Linked DNA regions of Mus musculus: regions 2, 3 and 4 are each linked to region 1. A link is a loop called in an ENCODE intact Hi-C map of the cell type or tissue named here. Cell type or tissue: left cerebral cortex. All regions are shown on one strand. Region 1 holds the start of Gm35762 (a long non-coding RNA gene). Region 2 has its middle 36 kb from the start of Gm40296. Region 3 overlaps Bst1 (bone marrow stromal cell antigen 1). Region 4 overlaps Bst1 (bone marrow stromal cell antigen 1).

Region 1 (5,000 bases):
CTAGCCACCTTTCCTGGTTATAGAGAAGCCCCCAAACGCTCTGTCTTGGCTTCTAGTCTGATGCTACCCTAAAAAATTGTACCACAGAGTTGCAGTAAAGTGGGTGAAGCTCCCTTCAAGAAGGGCTTCCAAAACTCAACCTCTGTGTGTTACTATATTCCCTTTAGCTTTGTCCTATCCAGGCAGCCTTGCTCCTGGTCATACATTAAAAACAATGCTCCAAATCAAGCCTCATGCTGCTCAGTGCTGAGCTTGTGGTTGGCAGTTAATAACTACCAGCCAAATAAACCAAGATACTCACTCCGGGGCCCCCGCCGGGCTGTCAAGCTCAGGAGGTTGGTCTCGGGCTCTTCCTCCACCACTTCCTGCTGCCCACCATCTTGGAATTTGTCTGACACCATTTCCTCAGGGGGAGAGGCGGGTGGCTGTGAATAGATCAGAGGTTTCTGAGACATCAGGAGTTTAGTTGGCTCAGTTCCTTTTAAGAAGTGGTGGGTACCTTAGAAGGGATGGGCCCTAGTACCATCCACGTTATAGACTGTGGTTTCTTGCTCAGATCAGCCTGAGCTGCTACTAACGGTCTTCCCACCATAGTGTTGAGACATCCCCAAATAAGACGATAATTTCCAAAACTTTAAGCTATGTAGGAATCACAGGAGAACACTTCATCTCCAGCTCCAGATCGACAGGAAAGAACTGTTCAAGCTTCTCTGGCTAATCTGGGCTGATTCTGTTTCCACACTAGGTGCACCTGAGGACAGTCTATAGTATCTTCATCAAAGTCTTGAGGAAGCAGGGGTGGTATGGATGTCTGTGTGGCCAGACCGAATAAAGCTCACAGCCAATTCAGCCTGGCTGTGAACTCTGGGCAAGCCTGTAACCACTTACTCTGTAAAAGCATTGCCATGAATGGGGAACCATACTCTGTCTGTCTGTCTGTCTGTCTGTCTCTCTCTCTCTCTGAACTCATTGTTATACACAAAGAATTGCAGCATAGAAATTCAGATGGAAATAGATTAGATGACTCTAAAGGATGTGAACATCTGAATAAAAACCCTGGTCGGCATCAAGGCTCTAGAGCAGGCTAAATGAACGGGAGTGTGCCTGTTCATTTCGGGTTTCTGAAACTCAGCCACTGAATTGTTACATCCCTCCTGTGGCTTTCTCCTACTAGGTCCTGGATGCCAGGCAGCTTTATTTGGTCGCTCTCTGTTCACTCTGTGATTCAAAGACACTTTTTATCTGACATCTCAGGGTCCCCTGCCCAGGGTTGCAGAGCAACAAACAGGCTGAACTGGTAAGAATGGGTAAAAACTTCAGGCACGTGGCCAGAGAGTGGCCCCATGGCGCTGCTGCAGCTCCCGTCTGTCCCCAGCGCACTTCCCCAGGCTGCATTCAGCCTGCAGGAAAGGTAGAAGGGTCCTTTTCTCCCCTCTTTCCCTGGGAAGCAGGAAGTGTGCTGCAAGGAGCTGGAATGGGGGTGGGGGTGGGGGTGGGGTGTCCCCTTCTTTTCCAGTGCTCTCTCCACCGCCCAGGTCTGTTTGCCCTCAGCCGGCAGTCTAGTCTCGTCTTATGACTGCTAATTCAAAATGGCGCTTCCTTTCCTTCCCTCCCAGGCTGGCTTAATGATTACTCCAGGCGAGTCCATAACAAGCCCCTTTCTTGTCTTTCTTCTCCAGGAGAGCAGCTCTTTAATAAGGGAACTGAGTTACCTTACAGGGATGTTTCCAGCGGAGGAATGGAACTCCTGCAGAGAGGTGGGGGAACAGGGGCTGCAGGCTGGGGAGACAGGAGTTAATCTTTGGCTGAAAATTTGGGACTCGGGATAGGAGAAAGAGGGAGTCTCTTAAGATTTGTTATCCTGCACTGCCATCTACCGCCCACCATAGTCTATGGCCATCAGTGGCAATACTCAAATTAGCTGCTTTCCTTTTTCCTAGACTTGAAGAGACAGGATAACACAGAGAAGGAAAGAAAAGAAGAAAGAAAGGAGGGAGGGAGGGAGGGAGGGAGGAAGGGGGGGAGGGAGGAAGGGAGGAAGGAAGGAAGGAAGGAAGGAAGGAAGGAAGGAAGGAAGGAAGGAAGGAAGAAAGAAAGGAAGAAAGAAAGAAAGAAAGAAAGAAGGAAAGGAGGGAGGGAGGGAGGGAGGAAGGAAGAAAGGAAGAAAGAAAGAGAGAGAGAGAAAGAAAGAAAGGAAAGGAGGGAGGGAAGAAGGAAGCAAGAAAGAGAGGAGAGAGAGGAAGCAAGCTCTTAATACTGGTCATAGCTTTATTCTGAGTACCATCTCTATAAGCCCGACAACCAGCATCTCACATTAGACACATCCCTGCCCCACAGCTTCCAGGAGTAAGCCCAAAGAGGGATGTTTTCTGCTGGGCCATAATAGTTAAGTTTCTATTGCTGTGACCAAAAGCAACTTGAAGAGAAAAGGGCTTTTTTCATCTTACACATCTAGGTAATAGATCATCACAGAGGGAAGTCAAGATGGGAATTCATTGCAGGAACCCAAAGGCAGGAACTGAAGGAGAGATTGTGGAGGGAGTGGTACTGCTTACTGTATTGCTGCCAGGCTCTTGATCACCTGCCTTTACTATACAGACACTGCCCACAGTGGACCAGACCCTTCTACATCAATTATTAAACAAGCAAAGGCTCCACAGATATCCCACGAGTGTCAGACTGACAGCCAAGATTAGCCATCACAGGTGTATCCTGTGTGGCTCCCCAGAGGTGAGCGCAGGCCGTCTGTCCATCAGTGATGTGGATCAGTAACACTCTGCCCGGACAGACACAGGTTCTCATCACCTCTCACCTTTTTCTTTCTCTGCTGTCTTCGCACCTTTGAATTCTTCTTCCGTCTTCCCGCCTCTGTGTCCACACCATCTCCAGTGAAGTCCTTTGTCAAAAGGAAAAGAGAAGAAAAGACTCTTGAGGTATCGAGTTCCTCCCTGACATCAGTTCTCACCACCACAGAGTTAGCAAAGGGACAGAAAACAAAATCTAAGTGGCCACCTACCCGCCACTCTTCTCAGAATAGGTACGCTCTAGCCAACTTCTCCTCTAACTGAAATAAGTGGGATGGGATGGTACTAAGGCTCCTATTTTTATTGTTACAAGTGCTCATTCATACTTTCAACATTTATTGAGCACCTACTGTGTACCAGGTCCTGATGTTATAGGGCAATACACTGTGGTCCCCACTCTCATTAAGAAAGGTGAGTATTGAGTGAAGCTTCCAGGACAGATGGAGAAGTGGGGACCGGCATGGACTCACGTGTGGGATTTCATTTACTGCTTTCTAAGTTGAGTAGCAGGTAAAGGAAAAAGGAAAGAATAGTGTAAGTTGAATTAGCAGGAAAAGTTCAACTCACAGGGAATGTTGGCAGATCTCTTTGGACAGGTAAAAGGCCAATGAAGGTCGCATTCTTCTTTTCACGTTATGCATTGTACATCTGATACCGAAGATATTAGAGCTAATATCTCTGACGTGCTCAAACCTTGACATTTTGAGTTATGAAATTTTGCAAATAGGGGCATCGGCACTTTTGAGTGAATGAGACACTTTAAATTTGCTGGCTGTGTATTACACACCTGTGATCCCTGCACCCAGGAGCTAAGGCAGCGAGCCTGGGCCACCCAGAAAGTTCAAGGGCAGCCTGAGTTCCAAAGTGAGACAATCTCAACAACAAGTTCATCGATTCTCCTACTGCCTCACTAAATCCACTGAAGCAGAATTGGAATGCAGAACTTGGATGTTAGTGTAGAAACCTTGTGTTGTGGCTGATCCACGTTCTCCTATCTCCCCATTCCCCCTCCTCCTTAGCTATTGGGATTAGGACATGGAGGTCACTTCCAGAGGAGGGAGCTGAGATCCCAGCCAGAGAATGGGTGTGGCTTAGCTTTTGTTTTTGTGATGAGCTCTGTCTAACAGGAGTACTGAGTAGAGGCCCCATCCTAACTCCTTTCCCCAGACTTGCTAGCAAAGGACTGTTGTAGGTTAGAGATCATCAAGAGGATGATGCCCAAGAGGACGAGCATGGCTCGGAGTCCAATTGTTAGTTTTCTTGGGCTTTGGACAAGCTTCTGAGACATCTAAGCCATCCTTGGTTTTCAAGTACTGTCCTAATCCTCAGTCCGTGGGGAAGTAAGTGTCCATAATAGTTATGGAAGGATGGAATGCAAGCTCAAAGTCATAGGGCTCTCTTCACTACTAGATCACCAGAGACTATTTAAGTGAATGAATGACAGACAGAGGTGTGTGTGGCTTACAATGACCTGTCAGCTTGCTTAAAGTGAATCTGTGTGACTTTATAAAGGGTGCCACCAGGGGTTAAAGAGACAGTTCATTGGTTAAGAGCACTGGCTGCTGTTCCAGAGACCCAGGTTCAATCCCCAGCATCTACCTGGTGCTCATAACTGTCTGTGACTCTAGTTCCAGGCAACTGGACACCCTCATACAGACATACATGCAGGTTAAACAGCAAAACACATGAAGCAAAAATAAACTAAAAAAAAAAAAAAGTGTCCCCGGGCTTTGTTTCTTGTGGTCTCAAACCCCTGAGCCTTAATCCAAGTGGGAGTAAGGGTTTGAAGGGCCTCTTGGGCCTCTGCTGAGTGGGCACAGTCTCCACTGTAGGTGGCTTCCCTTATCTGGTCAGAAATGGCGAGACTCCAGGAACAGGATTTCCTTCATAACCTCAGGTTGTCAGACATGATTAGATTTATTAGAATTGGTGTTCTCAGAGCTGGGCCCAGTAGCATACAGCGAGAGCTGCTGTGTGCTGGATTCATGGAATGGTGACGCAAGTCCCCGAGCATCCAGGTAGAGATTAGACGCCGGGGTGCCTGCAGGCTTGCTTCCTTCTTTACCAAAGGCAGATAAAGAACGTGTGTGGGTTCTGATAGTTGTTAAATTCAACAAACAGATTGGCCTAAAGGTGCCTCTGTCCTTGTCACATGTGACAAATGATAATGAACTGATACATGAAAATGATAATGAA
Region 2 (5,000 bases), 600 kb before region 1:
ACTGGACCATTGGTTTAGGAACCATTCGTTTAGGAACTATAATGAAAATACATTTAGTAGAAGTGCATACTTCCTTAACAGTGCCATCTGGCAAAGTTTGCCGGTGATTAATGAACAACCACTGTACAACATTACCAGAATGCAAACAATGTCAATCACCAGTACATCTAAGCCATAATTACCATGCAAATGATTTTAATAATGTAATAGGATGCAATATCCGGTCATTCTAGAGCAGAAAAAAACCACAATTTTAATTAGAATTAGCCCATTTTCAAGGAGTAAATAATATTAACACTATAATAAATTCAAGCTAATATGAGGTTTGGTTTTGTTTAGGGTCAAAAAGAATGGTCTGCTTCTGAAATTATGCTCGCATTATGAAACTCAAACCATACTAGCTTCAGTTATCTATAATAAAATGATTTGGATTAAAAATACCGGTAACCAGGGAGTTAGAGAGATGGCCCAGTGGTTAAGAGCACTTGACTGCTCTTCCAGAGGTCCCTGGTTGTCCTGAAACCCTCTTTGTAGACCAGGCTGTTCTTGAACTCACAGAGATCCACCTGCCTCTGCCTCCTGAGTGCTGGGCCCTTGAGTTCAATTCTTAGCAACCATATGGTGACTTGCAACCATCTGTAATGGGATCTGATGCCCTCTTCTGGTGTGTATGAAGACAGAGCACTCATTTACGTAAAAATACATGAATAAAAAAATAAATCTTCCTTAAAAAAAAAAAAGAAAGAAAGAAAATGCCGGGAACCAAATTATATAAAGATACAATTTAGGTCTTGAGAGCAGAGTCATTTTCTCTTTAAGTGCCACCTCCTTCCTCATTCTCCTCCCTTCCCCCAGCTTGAATTTCCATCACCACTTACTTCTTGGTCTGCTTTAGCCGGTGCAAGTCAATTTCCTTCTCCTTCCTTCCTTTTCCCTGCTCATACCCACCCCTCCCCTTTCTGCCACACCCGAAGGAGACTCGTGGCTCATCCAAGCCACTGCCAACTCTCTGCTATTTCACCCTTCTAGGTAGAACTTCCTGGAGCTCCTTCCACCAGAGCCGGCCTCCTCAGCCTCTGAGCAGCCTCAGGACAAACAGGCCACTCAGATTCAACCTCCCATAGGAGTTGACTGCCTCGGGAGCACAGCCTGGAATTTTTTGAAGAATCCCTGGTGTGTATGTACACACGGCTAGCCCATTTCTGTACTGACTCTCCCCATCCTTTTTAAAGCCAAGTTTTTGTGAGCTCCTTTCATCCATCCACTCAGCATCTCTCCAACCAATCCCCTGTTCTCTCCAACCAATCCCCTGTTCTCTCCAACCAATCCCCTGTTCTCTCCAACCAATCCCCTGTTCTCTGACTTCAGAACCACTCACTTCATTGGCTATCCATAGAATAGCCCGAACCCAGGCATTCCCCCTAAGGATTGGAAGCCAGCTCCAGCTTTAGCCGGAAACATGGAAACCACCCTGGCTATCTGGTGAATGGGGGCTGTTTCTGATGCGCCTCCCTTCTTAAGTTTTAAGAGTCTCCTTCTAGGATGGAAGGTTTCCGCTAGGAGGAAATTGCTACACACCAACCAGCATTCTGCGATTCCATTTCTTTAATGTTAATAGGACTTTTTAGATTTTTCTGTTCTCATAAATCCTTTCGTTCTCTATATATTTATGCAAACTTGGCAAATTACTTCCAAATTTAGGGGCATAGAATGCTTCGTGATATCTTTAGATAGTGTCTTTCATCTCTGCTGCTGGGATTCCTCTCATCCTGCTGCTGCTATTTCTCATTTGCCATTATTACTAATACTAATAACCATTGCTAGAAGCTTTCATTGGTCTTCACCAAGGCTAGCTTTAGTGTTTGTTTCCTTTTGTTTCCTCTTTAGTTGTTTCTGCCTTCTGTCACTGCCTTCTCTTATGTTAAGCTTATTCTACCATTGTTTTCCTAACCCCGTAGACAATGCCGGGTGTGTTGTTCTGGTTTGGGAGTTTTAGATGTTTTTGTATGAAGATCGTGAATTTAAAAGGACTCTGATAGCTGAAGTCTATTAGCAATTATTTTGTAGTGTTACTCAGCTTGACACTTCAGAAATTTTATTTCCGTTTCTTCTTGGGATACACACTAGTAATCAAAACTGTAAATTTCTTAAATTTTGTGAAAGTGTGGGCATTCTATTTTTTTAGCATTTCCAAATTAGTTTGCCAGACAGCTTGGTCTGTGGTGTGTCTCCTTTCAGATTGTTGGTCAGACCTGTTCTGTGGTCACTGTCTCTTCATTCTCTGAGTAAATCAGAGTTCCATTATGCTTATTTGATTGTATTATAAGTTCTAAAAATAAAGAAGAGAGTGTGTGCAGAGGGAGTAAAGGAGAAGAGGGAGGTAAGAGATAATGACCAAATAAATATGACCAAATATGTTGTATAAAATCCTCAGATAATAAAAATATCATGCTAAAAGCACATTTTCTAATTTCTCTGGAATATGCACTTCATCACAAATTTTAAAAGTTAGTTAAATTTTACCATCATTGAAGAAAATGTTTCAATGTCTCCTTGAAATTCTTTAAGTGTTTGCTTACACATTGTGTAAGATACAAGTACTAGATACCAGTACAAATCCAGAGCTATTTTAGTTTCTTATTTATTTTATATAGTGACTTCTTTCACTCCCAACATTGCTTGCATTGCTATAAAAAGCTAATATTTGACTGATATTAATAATGAATCTCTAACTGTAACAATTAAGCTGATAAGAACATTGCTGTCACGGTTATGGCTTGCAGCCTTAGTTGTAATGTGAAGGTTGAATATCCTCTGTAGGGTCTCATGTTTGGACACTTGTCCTCCAGCTGAGAACACTGAGAAAGTTCTGGAACCTTTAGGAGAAATGGGTCACTGGCGGGGAAGCCTTAAGGTCTTACAGCACAATCGTAATTCCAGTTCATATGGTGCAGATGCAGTGTGACCAGTCAGCCTCTAGCTCCTGCCACTATGTCTTCCCAGACACAGTGGAATGATCCCCAAAACAGTAAGCTAAAGTAAGACCTTCCTTCCTTCCTTCCTTCCTTCCTTCCTTCCTTCCTTCCTTCCTTCCTTCCTCCCTTCCTTAACTTTCTTTAATCATATTTTGCTGTCACAGTGTGAAAAGTTGCTAATGAAGGCTTGCATGGAAAGTCATTTGTTTCTAGAGTCCTGGTGGATGGCTAGGCTGTGGGGCCCATGAGTTGGGCATCTCCATTTATGTCAAGAGAGAAAGGGTAGATGCTGACCTATAATTTTAATCTTGTCTTTCCTTGCCTGAGCACCCTGGCCAAAGACATCGCCTGATCTCCCTGACAAGGCTATGTTGATGGACATGTCTTCATAGCTATGGACCACGCTAGGTGCTCCTGAGAGATCACATCCACTGCATCTTTGTCTTGGTGAATTGCATTTCTTTCCCATCCCAGTTCATCCTTCTCAAGCTCTCCCAACCAGGATAAGGACATAGCCTAGTGCCTGGAGCCTCTACAGCCACGCAGCTTAATCTCAGCTCAGAAACAGAGAACACCACAAGGCCTGGCTAGGTGTGTGTGTGTGTGTGTGTGTGTGTGTGTGTGTGTGTGTGTGTGTGGTGTGTGTGTGTGTGTATGTGTGTGTAGTGTGTAGGTGTGGTGTGTGTGTGTGTGTAGTGTGTGTATGTGTGTGTGGTGTGTGTGTGTATATGTGTGTGTAGTGTGTAGGTGTGTGGTGTGTGTGTGTGTGTGTATGTGTGTGTAGTATGTAGGTGTGTGGTGTGTGTGTGTGTGTGTGTGTGTGTGTGTGTGTTCTATGATGTGAAGAAAGTATATCTTTTTTAATTCTCAGGTCATGCCTAGATGAGTAAATCCAGGAATCCATGACCTGCTTGTGACTCTCCTTTTCATGAGTGGAAATTTCAAACCCTAAAGACATTGCTGAGAAATTAAATAGACCTCCACAATTAGGCAGACAGAGATGGAGGGATGTGGGGGCCAGGGATGACATAAGTGGCAGTAAATACTGGAGAGGGGGAGAAGTATAAATGATGGCTGTTTTTCCAGAAAACATCCCCTGTTTTTCTAAATGTCCGCCTCTTCTGAGAATGAAAAGAATGATAACAAGTTTCACAGCAGAGCAAGCTATATATAAGGAGGCAATATCTTCAAAACTTAACATGTACCCAAATTTTCTAAAAATCTAAAAACAGAGCTTTCTATATGCTAATAGCACTTTTAAAAAACCCATATACTATAGGCTTTATATCTTCTGTTGCCCAGAAAAATCTTAAATATATCTGTGTTTTTACCCTAAACTATTACTTTATTTGAAGGACTCATAGATTTTAGTAAAATTCAGACACAACTCTCACTAGATGGCAGCACGTAACAGCATATAAGGAGACAGGCCATCTCTGCTGTCAGAAGCTCCAAGAGCAACTGTGAAAACCCAACAATGAAAGGAGATTCGATGGATCACAGGGCTCCCAATGGAGGAGCTAGAGAAAGTAGCCAAGGAGCTAAAGGGATCTGCAACCCTATAGGTGGATCAACATTATGAACTAACCAGTACCCCGGAGCTCTTGACTCTAGCTGCATATGTATCAAAAGATGGCCTAGTCGGCCATCACTGGAAAGAGAGGCCCATTGGACATGCAAACTTTATATGCCCCAGTACAGGGGAATGCCAGGGCCAAAAAGTGGGAATGGGTGGGTTGGGGCGTGAGTAGGAGGGTATGGGGGACTGTACTGGCTAGTTTTGTGTCAACTTGACACAGCTGGAGATATCACAGAGAAAGGAGCTTCAGTTGAGGAAATGCCTCCATGAGATCCAACTGTAAGGCATTTTCTCAATTAGTGATCAAGGGGGAAAGGCCCCTTGTGGGTGGTGCCATCTCTGGGCTGGTAGTCTTGGATTCTATAAGAGAGCAGGCTGAGCAAGCCAGGGGAGGCAAGCCAGTAAAGAACATCCCTCCATGGCCTCTGCATCAGTTCCTGCTTCCT
Region 3 (5,000 bases), 170 kb before region 1:
GTTTCCTCCTTTATAAACAATACTGGCTAGGCTGGGACTGGTGACTCACACCTTTAGTCCCAGCACTAGAGAGGGAAGCAGAGGCAGGCAAATCTCTGTAAGTTTGAGGCCAGCCTGGTCTTCATAGAAAGTTTCAGGACAGCCAGAGCTATACAGAGTGACCCTGTCTCAGCACCCTTCTCACAACAGGTAGCATTTATCCAGCACTTACTATGTTCCACAAATATTGTCTGTGTTTTATTTAGGTCATACCATCCGACCCTCAACAATCTAATGAAGTCGATCCTATTTTCAACCACAATTTGCTGCAGATGAAGCTGACTGTTTTCCTTATGTTCTAACAGTGGTGAGTGAGAGATCTATCCTTGAATGTGGTAGGCTAATCCAGACCCTTCCTGCCTGCACCTCCTACTTTATTAGGAAAACTCCTTGATGTGTGCTTGGACAGAAGGTTGAACGAAAAGCACGTGAGCAATAGCCCAATTGAGAATGCTCATTGCCTAGTATAATCGAGGCAGAAAATGTGAAGTTCCAGGGCAACCAGGAGGGAAGGAAGGCAGCAACAGAAGCAGGGGCAGGTGACAGTGACACAGAAGGCGTGAAATACAAGGCAGACTAAGACAACACCTCTATGACCAGATGACTGGAAAGAATTGGAAGACATGGAAGAGTTACACAGGCATGCACTGCAGGCGCTGTAGTCCCCGCTTAGAGTCGCCTACTTACAGTGAAGTTTAGTCTGTATACATACATTTTATGGCTAGTGGGTTTTGCAGATAGTATCTCACTAGGATGCCTAGGCTACTCTTGAACTTCTGGGCTCTAGTGATCCTACCACCCTGGCCTCCTGAGTGTCAACAGATGCAATCTGTCCAAACATATTTAAAAAGAAATAAATTCGGTTGTTATTGTCTTTTGACCAAGACAGACTTTGAATTTTGTGGAGTCTGATCCATTGTGGTATTGGAAGAAACCAACCAAGAAGAAAGAGTCTGTGTAGAGATAAGGCTCTGCCAGTGTCACCAAAGACCCTTATGTGAACTTGGGCTGACTCAAGACGAAAGGCCATTCCACTGAACGCTGAGGGTCAGGAGAGTCTTACCTATGTTTGGGTTGATCTTCATTTATATTCAAACCTTAGATTCTTTGCTACCCTGGAGCAACAGAAAGGCCACAACACAGAACAGGAGCCTGCAGGAGCTGAGTGAAGCTTGGAGTCCCAGAGCCAGCAGCCAGAAGAAGTGGACGCCACACAAGGGAGGAGGGACATAAACTGAGACCCAAGTCAGCTGTGATGGGGGAAAGGGCTTTGGGGTCTGGCCTGACTGCTACAGTGTTGGCTAGAGATTGAAAAAAGAGCCTTTCTAGAGAGTTCTTGGGCCAGAAAAAAGTGGTGGTAACTGAAATCTGTCCTCATCGTTGAGCTGTAATGCAGTAAGAATTGCCCATGTAGAAGTATTTCTAACACATGGTACTTTAACACAGGTGGGAACATTAGTAGGAAGTGCTGGGGAGATGTTTGCTTCAAGACTACACAAAGTCAGGTTCAAAAATCAACTCTGATCTTGAGTATTGACCTTGAGCCAGTTATTAAACTTCGTAATTCATCTACAAACAGAGAATATTTACAGCCCAAAGACAGACAAAACTAACTCACAACGCTACAAATCTAGCCAGTGATACCACAGGAGCAGACAGCTGTGACAAACAGGGACTCTTCAAGACACTAGGGGATCTTCCCTCTAGAGGATAACTGGAAAGCTGAGCTGCTGCACACTGAACTGTGTAGGGAAATGTATACATTTCCCTGTATACAGGCTATATGTCCAGAAAAGTGTATTTGCTTCTAAAGTGGATGGTAGATGGCACCTGCGTTTGCATTTGTGTCAGCATGAGCAATCATAAGTAAAGGGGCACAGGTGAGAGTCATGGAGGCCTGGAACAGGGATGGCGTCACTCACAGATGACGTCACCCACACATCCTGAGGTTGTAATCAATTGGGAGAATGGTGCAGTTCATACAGCTTTGGGAAGGCAGAAGGCAGCAACGTTATGGTGCCGGGCAAGAATACTCCAGGACATTCTGCCTAGACACACCCATTAGTGTCTAAGAAGGCCTTTCAGTGTTGAACTGAAAACCTATTCAGCTTGCACACTTACGAGCTGAAGTGCTGGTAAGAGCACATGCCATTAATTCCAGTGTTCAGGAGACAGAGACAAGTAGATCTCTGAGTTTAAGAACAGCCAAGACTATACAGAGAAACCTTATCTTTAAAAGGGATCGGGGTGGCGGCGGGGGGGGGGGCAGTTAGAGAGGAGCAGAGGCAGGAATTCTGGGTCCAGAAGAGATTACAACCACCCCAGGCTTAGAGCCAGTCTTTGCTAACATCTGTGTAGAAAAAGCCCTTGATGACACCCAAGTCACAGTATATAAAGTTCAGGTCACAGTGTCTCAATAGACAGTGATTGATATGACTTATTTCTTAGTATCTATGGTTAAGACCCATCTGTCAAACAAATGCTCAGCTTAGTATCTTTTGTACTGTGGTTTAAAGATATAGTGACCACAGCCCATGGCTCTCAATCTCGTCACACATCAACCAAGGCTGAAGGGAAAAAGCAGACTCCTCCAGCTGTCATTAAAATGAACTCAGGAAGGGTCTCCCTGCCCACTCACCCCTAGGCAACCCGGAAGTCACCAGCCACAGCCCAAACCAACTCTTTGAATAGCTCTAATTATTCAAAGTGCTTATACATAGCGCCACCTACCGGTAGTCATTGATACAGCTGTGCTGGAACCCCAGGGCCTCCAATCTGTCTTCCAGGATTTTCACACTGCCTTCGCCACAGGATTCCCTAAAACATAGACAAGTGTGGGTTTGTTTTGTTTGTTTGTTTGTTTGTTTGTTTACTCAAACAGACTACAGAAGGAGGAAAAGGTAGAAGAAGCTGTTTCAGAGATAACTGAAGATCTTTAGGCCATCCTGAATGTTCTTCCTTCTAGAGGATCACTGGAAAGCCGAACATTTGAGCATTCGCTGGAGACCCATCACCAGGAAAGAAACACGGAGGGTGTGGGGGCAGGGATGGCACCGCTTGCACCGCTTGTAGTCATGTCTGCCCCGCAGCAAACGTTTGTGATGGTCCCCAGCGGGGTGAATCTGCTCCACCTATACCAAAAGCTTCAAATAATAACAGTATCCAAAGTTTCAAGTTAGAGAATGCAAATCAGCAGAAGAGAAAAAGATCATTGCAAGTCTCAACCATAGAGATAATCACTGCTAAGACCTTCTAGATGATATTAGCCCCGCCCCGCCCCGCCCACCCCCGACGTACCCACAGTTATGCTTTCGTGATTCAGTTAGCCAGTCAATGTTGGCCTGAAAATACTAAGAAGAAAATTCCAGAAACAAAACCATTCAGAAGTTTTAAATTGCACTCCTTGATCGGCAGGAGGAAATCTCTTGCTGTTCCACTCTGTCTCACCAGGAGGTGCATCACACACCACACTGGGCCAGCATAGCCACACTGTATGCCTCCTGTCCACTGGTCGCTAAGTCATCGTCTTGGATGCCAGATGGATTGGCATGGACTTGCAGCCTTTGTTTTGGCTCTCAAAACACCAGAGCAGTTGTGCCGGCAATTTGGATATGCTGGAGAAGCTGTGAGCTTCTTCTAGGTAAAAATTCTTGACTTGGAAAGTCTTCTCTAGGCTTAGCTGAGGTTCCTAAGCCTGCAAAAGAAAAATCTATCTAGGAAGTTCTGCCGAAGAAATGTGCTGGGTTTGCTGTCATAGTCTGCAGCACAGAAGTTCTGCCCACAGTGAGCGCACACAGTCACTCTTCATTTCACCCTGGCATGGAGGCATGAATACAGTGGGATATTTAAAAGCTAGATCGCATTCAATTTTTAATTATTGTATAATATTGTTATTCTATTTTATTACTCGTTGTTCTTGTTTTTTCTTATTGTGCCCAATTTATAAAAGAAACTTCATTGTAGGTTTACTGACAGGAAAAAATACTATACATAAAATGTCAATCTTCCACTAGGCATTTAAATCGCAACCAAGAGGGGAGGAGCTGCTGTGTATAAGTTTAGAGGCTTTGCACGTGTAGCATTGAATGCTATACAGTGTGTTTGTGTGCTTCAGCCCACGTCTGTATGTATGTGGACACATATAAACATATATCGTTGTTTGTAAATCCTGCATGTATAATATATACATCTGTTGGGAGCCGCCCCCACATTCGCCGTCACAAGATGGCGCTGACATCCTGTGTTCTAAGTGGTAAACAAATAATCTGCGCATGTGCCAAGGGTATTTTATGACTACTTGTACTCTACCTTTCCCGTGAACGTCAGCTCGGCCATGGGCTGCAGCCAATCAGGGAGTGATGCGTCCTAGGCGAAATATAACTCTCCTAAATAGGGAAGGGGTTTCGGTTTCATTATTGAAGGGGGCTTTCGTTTTTGGGGCTGGGCACTGGGCGCTTGCCCTCCTGGCTCCCAAAGATGTAAGCAATAAAGTTTTGCCGCAGAAGATTCTGGTCTGTTGTGTTCTTCCTGGCCGGGCGTGAGAACGCGATTAAGAATTGGTGCTGAAATCCGGGACGAGAAAAAATCCGGGACGAAAAAATACAAGAAAACTCGGGACCGGCACAAGGAAGATCCCTCATTCCAGAACCAGAACTGCGGGTCGCGGTAATAAAGGTTCCCGTAAAGCAGACTGTTAAGAAGGATTCAACTGCATGAATTCAGAACTTTTCAGCTGGGGAACGAGAGTACCAGTGAGTACAGCTTTACGAGGTACGCCTGGCCTTGAACTTTCTAAGGAAATTCAAGACAGTCTATCAGAAGTAAAGTGGAAAATGTTTGGCCTTGAATTTTTTCTAATGTTAGGAGCCCTTTTGTTCCTTTTCACATGTTATCAGGTGATTAAGATAGGGCTGAAAATTCTGGATGAAATTCAGGGCAATCTATCAGAAGTAAAGCGGGGA
Region 4 (5,000 bases), 150 kb before region 1:
TGAACGTAATCCCTATGGTGACACAATTCATTAGTGCTAAGCTTCATTGCTTTCCTTAGAATCTGAGACATCCAAGTGGGCGCTAGCGAGCTCATAACCTGCAAGCAGTTGCGTCTTGTGGATCAAATATTACAAGCAGGTGTTCTGATCACGTTTGAATTCCTCCTACCACAGAGGCGAGGACCTGAGATGTTAAAATGACATTTCCCAAATGCAGGGTCAAAGGACAAAATCTAGTAGATATAACAACATAACCAGTTGAAAAAGAGAAACTTCTATAAAAGGCAATTTTAAAAAAACCCAAAGTATAATGATTTTCATGCAACATTAAGCATAGTTTATTTTCTAGGAAGAAAAATGCAGATCTTGGTAAAACTTATGTAATACACAGTTTCTGAAGTTGTTGCAATCTGTTACCCAACTGGGGATGGTAAGCCATCATGAGGTGAGACTTAGGCCATATTTGAAAGGGAACTTTTCAAGGTTCTCTCGACACACAAATTCTGTGTCATATGCATCCTTGAGTTTGGCAATATTCCCCTACATGTGACATCAAGGCTTTGAAGAGCAGGCCTCTCCTCTGAAGCCCCCTCATGGCTGCTTAGCTGGAAACAAACTGTGGCCCTACTGCCAAGCTTCTGGACCAAATGGGTTTAACGTTTTAATTTGGCAAAATTTAAAACAGCAGGTAGAACTGTTTGAAAACTATAAGCAAGTTGACGAGGTAGTTAGGGGGTCTTTAGGCTCCTTGGCAGTGGTGTTCAGACATGGAAAAGATGAGCTCCACCCTTGCTTATATGTAAACTCAAGTCGTTTTGAGAAGCTGTAGTTCTCTGAAGTCTGGTCCTCACCAGTCAGCCAGCACCTACTTACAGAAGTGGTTGCTCTACAGAGAGCAAAGGCTTCCTCATAGACTAGCCCTGGGATGATCTTGAAAGCTTTGGTGAGGGTATTGAGCCTTCAGGTGACAGGAAAAAGAAGCTGGCTTTGACCCTCAGAAATATGTAAGAAACTCATTTATCCATAACTCCCAATGCCACTCATAAAAATCAGCATGGTGCCAGGCTAGGAGCACGCTGGCCTTCTCATCGGTTCTCCTTCCTCACCAGTCACATTAGAATCAGAGGCTGGCATGCTCAGAGCAAAGGGGCCACGATCATATCACATCCAAGCAAAGCAAGACCTCACAGCTACCGCCCCAAGCCCCAAAACTTACACATTGGGCCCTCCAACGTCATGCATAACCCAGATCTCTATTCTTGTGACTTTATCCTTTTGTAAGTACGGGATTTCAAAATCTGCAAAAAACCTGGGAGACAAGGAGGACATTTATTTTCATCTGTTCTTCCTTGGCTTTGAGTCTGTACACGCTAGGCAAGTTCTCTGACATTGAGTCCTGCCTTCAACCTAAGAGAACACTTCTTCAAGTCTTAACACAATGTAACAACTAATCCATTTTGGCCATTAGTTTGTTTATACATTAAAGTTTTGAAAAGTTCCCAGGAAAGCCAGTTGTGGTAGTGCATGCCTTTAAATCCAGCATTCAGGAAATAGAGGCAGGTAGATCTCTTTGAGTTTACGGCCAGTCTGGCCTACATAGTGAATTCCAGAACAGTTGGGGCTAATTCAGAGAGACCCTGTCTCCCCTGAAAAGAGTTTCTAGTGCTCATTTTACACGTTGAGTGCATGCACATGTTTATGTGTATGAGGGTGCACATTTGTATGTGTGTGAGTGTATGTACACTGGAGAACAAAATTGGGCACTGTCTAGTCTCTCATGATATCCTGGAACCCTCCAAGTAGACTAGTCTGTCTGGAATAGTGAGCCCTAGACGTCTACTTGTCTCTGCCCCCACAGCATTTGGATTACAAATGTGCCGCCACTCCCAGATATTGTACTAGAGTTCTAGGGATCAAACCGATGCCCTTGTGTTTACACAGCAAGCACTGCCTACCGGCCTGTCCCTCCAGGAGTTCTTCTTACCATCTACCTTTGGAGACTTGCCAGGGTATTGGTCTGCTCTTAACAGTTTAACTGTTTATACATGTCTCTGATCAACACATCATTCAACTGTTTTACTTACTATACCACGCTGTACAAAAGCAAACATCAAATTGGGTCTGAGGAGCTTCTCTAGCCTTTCGTTTGGTGTCTCTGGTGTCCTTACCCTCTCGTGGGATAGGCTCCTTTTGGCTCCGAGCCATTCAGCATGACGTTGATCACCCCTGAACTGTCTCTTGAATACTGCAGGAAGAAAGACAATTTTTTTTTTTGAGCAAATGAAGACACATCATTTTGTGCTGTAGAAATAGGTATTTTTTTTTGAGTGTTTATTATTTCTATTTAGGTTTTCTTTTTTTATGGTATTTTTTTAATTAGGTATTTTCTTGATTTACATTTCCAATGCTATCCCAAAAGAGGGTTTTTTTTTTTTAATTGACAATTTTCAATAGAGGAAAATTTTGTATTTTGCGTGTCTAGTAGAGATGCAGACTGACTGGTTCATTCGGAGAAGCAAATCGTCTTTAAGGTCCCCCATCCACAGACTCAGTAATTCCATGTCAGGTAATCTGAGGACACACGCCATCGTGTCTGCTAGAGTAAACTAGCCTAGACTGATGTGACAAATAGCCTCAACACTGCAGTGTCGTCACACAAGGCTTCACTTTGTGCTCCCACAGATCAGTCAGTCACCACAGGCCTCTGGTGGTTTGGCACTTTGAGTTCTCAGTATGAGGAAGCCACCACACCTGCAAAGTTGTTAACTGCCAGGAAGGGAGACAGGGCAGTGACCTGGGCTACAAGTCACACATGACACTCCCACTCACAGCCCATTGGCCCATAGAAGTCTCATGTAAATAACCGGCCAAAGCAGATCACAATTCACAGGTGTAGATGTCTCCTGGGAAACAGTACCAAGTCCCACCACAAGCCCTGCACGCATACACATGTGCACAGGGCCATGGGCTTACAAGACCAAAACATGCTCACCAGCTCGAACAGCAAGGAAACGGTGCACTAGGTTCCAACACAGCATCAAACTCTGAATAATTAATGCACCACTAGTATGAAGCTACAAGGGACATGCACGGTCATAGGACATGGTTACATTCAAGACAGAGTGCAAGATTAGACAGACAGAAGATGAGCTTCCCTGCAATGTTATAACGTGAGGCTGAGGGTATGGCTCAGGCATGCTAGCATGCACAAGGCCTGGGGTTCAGTCTTTGGTATCATTAAATAAACAGATTAATAAGCGGATGTCTAGTTGGTCTTGTTCTTAGGGTAGTGGAGACTTCTTGTCGTTGAGCCTCAGAGACAGGTTTACTCACTAATGAAATGACACCTGATGCCAGGTGCTCCAAAGCAGAGATCATCTAGTGCCAGTTCTCTCCAGCTGCTTTGTGCCAGTACTAACAGTAGCAGTTTAAGTCTTCGGATGCTGAAGTCTGACCACCTCTGTGTGAAGGGGGTAGCATTTTGGTGGTGGGAATATGGGGGCTCTCATTTGTCTTTGTGTAACTTGCTATTCTCTACCACGAGCAGTGGTTGCGATGATGACGGGAAAACATTGAAAAGGATGTGGGCATACGTGGCCCATAGCTGTGGAAAGGATTGGTTGAAAATCCAGCCTCTGAAGCTAACAAGCCTGTTTCTGAAACCTGGTTCACCAACTTACTACAATCTTGACCTCAGGGAAATATTTTTGACCTCTTTGTGATTAATTTTCCAAGTCTTAACAGTTACCTCAGAGGATGGCTATATAGATGAAACCTTTAAACTCCTAGCATTTCAGCCTGGGAGATGTAGTTCATGGTAGGAACTTGCTAGGTATGTACAATAAAGAAACTAACTTTGACCCCCAGCACCACAAATAGTAATAATAATAACAACAACATTTATTGACTACTTATAAGGTTCAGTCCCTCTCATTACTGTACGGTATTAGCTTTGCTTTAGCTTCAACTATCCAATGTACTCTAAGGGCTTAAAAGTAGGAGGTATTAGCCCAGCAATGGTGGCGCATGCCTTTAATCACAGCACTTGGGAGGCAGAGACAGGCAGATTTCTGAGTTTGAGGCCAGCCTGGTCTACAAAGTGAGTTCCAAAACAGCCAGGACTATACAGAGAAACCCTGTCTCGAAAAACAAAAACAAACAAACAAAAAATTGGAAGTATTGATACTATTTTCCCATACTTGCAGCCAGTTGAGGAACACACCTTAAAGTCAGGAAGATTCATAGTAGCCTGTGTTACAGTTCTTTTATGGACAGTGTTGATCGGAGCCCTCTTTATTTGTGTTAAGCTTTCCAGTCTCCAATAAGAGTCTATGGCAGTTAACCAGAGCCTGTATTTCAGATGAAACCCTCCCCCCAAAAGTGGGAACAAACACTGCTCCCGTGGGAGCTAACTGAAGTATACAGTCTTCAGCATGAGGTCTTATGCTTACAGGAATCCCTTTGTGTGGCCCCGGTGGAAGGTTTGACCAAAGTCCTTCACCCTATCAGTGGCACCATTGAACTCCTAGAGAGCAAAGTAGACAAGGGGAGGCAAGGACACATCACCTCTGAAAGGGGAGGGGTAGAAGTCCCCCGTCTTCTTCCTGCTTCTCAATCAGCACAATCAACATTTAACCATCAGCACAGAGCTAAGGACTTAGCCCTCCTTGTTTCTAATCTTTATTCCAATACTCATGGCAGAGACTGTAGGCTACAAACAATGTCATTTTATAGCCACTGACAGCTCCCATGAACTGTGAGGGCAATGTCCTCAGAGACACAGACATGTCTTAGCAACACTTCCGTGGCTCCGACTTATTAGTAGCCCATCAGCTCTTCTCCCATTAAGGCTACTCTGTGGACACCTCTGATGCCTACAGTGAAGTCTCCACTTTCCTAGGCTCTCCTGTAAAATCAAAGCCATTTTTTACAGCACTAAGAATGAACACGGCTTTGAACCACTAAACACGCCACGGTGCAGGAGGAATGCTGACAGTCCC

Evidence for each region. Peaks named below come from ENCODE experiments on the same cell type or tissue, not always from the same donor. Only the 100,000 strongest peaks of a DNase experiment are listed, where the experiment ranks them.
Region 2: it touches region 1 in a loop (12-fold over the local background); 6 of 42 quality-filtered maps call a loop at or near these places.
Region 3: a loop joins it to region 1, with 6 times the contacts of the local background. A loop is called at or near these places in 12 of 42 quality-filtered maps.
Region 4: a loop joins it to region 1, with 2.4 times the contacts of the local background. A loop is called at or near these places in 10 of 42 quality-filtered maps.

What each region holds. Positions count from the first base shown.
Region 1 is chr5:43,669,117-43,674,116 of GRCm38, reverse strand. Cc2d2a (coiled-coil and C2 domain containing 2A) reads right to left here. Exons shown (of 38, transcript NM_001359906.1): 4 at 2,813-2,896; 5 at 302-425. Gm35762 (a long non-coding RNA gene) reads left to right here and starts at 2,174. Exons shown (of 2, transcript XR_376931.3): 1 at 2,174-2,730; 2 at 2,890-5,000. In left cerebral cortex, a CTCF peak has its summit at 1,876 (motif pointing left); DNase peaks (open chromatin) are centred at 780, 1,770, 2,621 and 4,789; H3K4me3 peaks cover 1,014 bases; H3K27ac peaks cover 890 bases.
Region 2 is chr5:44,268,113-44,273,112 of GRCm38, reverse strand. No RefSeq gene overlaps it. Among named protein-coding and RNA genes, the nearest start is that of Gm40296, 36 kb to the left of the region's middle. In left cerebral cortex, a CTCF peak has its summit at 4,362 (motif pointing right); a DNase peak (open chromatin) is centred at 4,399.
Region 3 is chr5:43,835,317-43,840,316 of GRCm38, reverse strand. Bst1 (bone marrow stromal cell antigen 1) reads right to left here. Exons shown (of 9, transcript NM_009763.3): 7 at 2,770-2,856. Among named protein-coding and RNA genes, the nearest start is that of Bst1, 19 kb to the right of the region's middle. In left cerebral cortex, CTCF peaks have their summits at 2,777 (motif pointing left) and 3,476; DNase peaks (open chromatin) are centred at 2,780 and 3,516.
Region 4 is chr5:43,822,573-43,827,572 of GRCm38, reverse strand. Bst1 (bone marrow stromal cell antigen 1) reads right to left here. Exons shown (of 9, transcript NM_009763.3): 5 at 2,169-2,245; 6 at 1,217-1,309. Among named protein-coding and RNA genes, the nearest start is that of Bst1, 6.2 kb to the right of the region's middle. In left cerebral cortex, no CTCF peak of the experiment used is centred here; no DNase peak of the experiment used is centred here.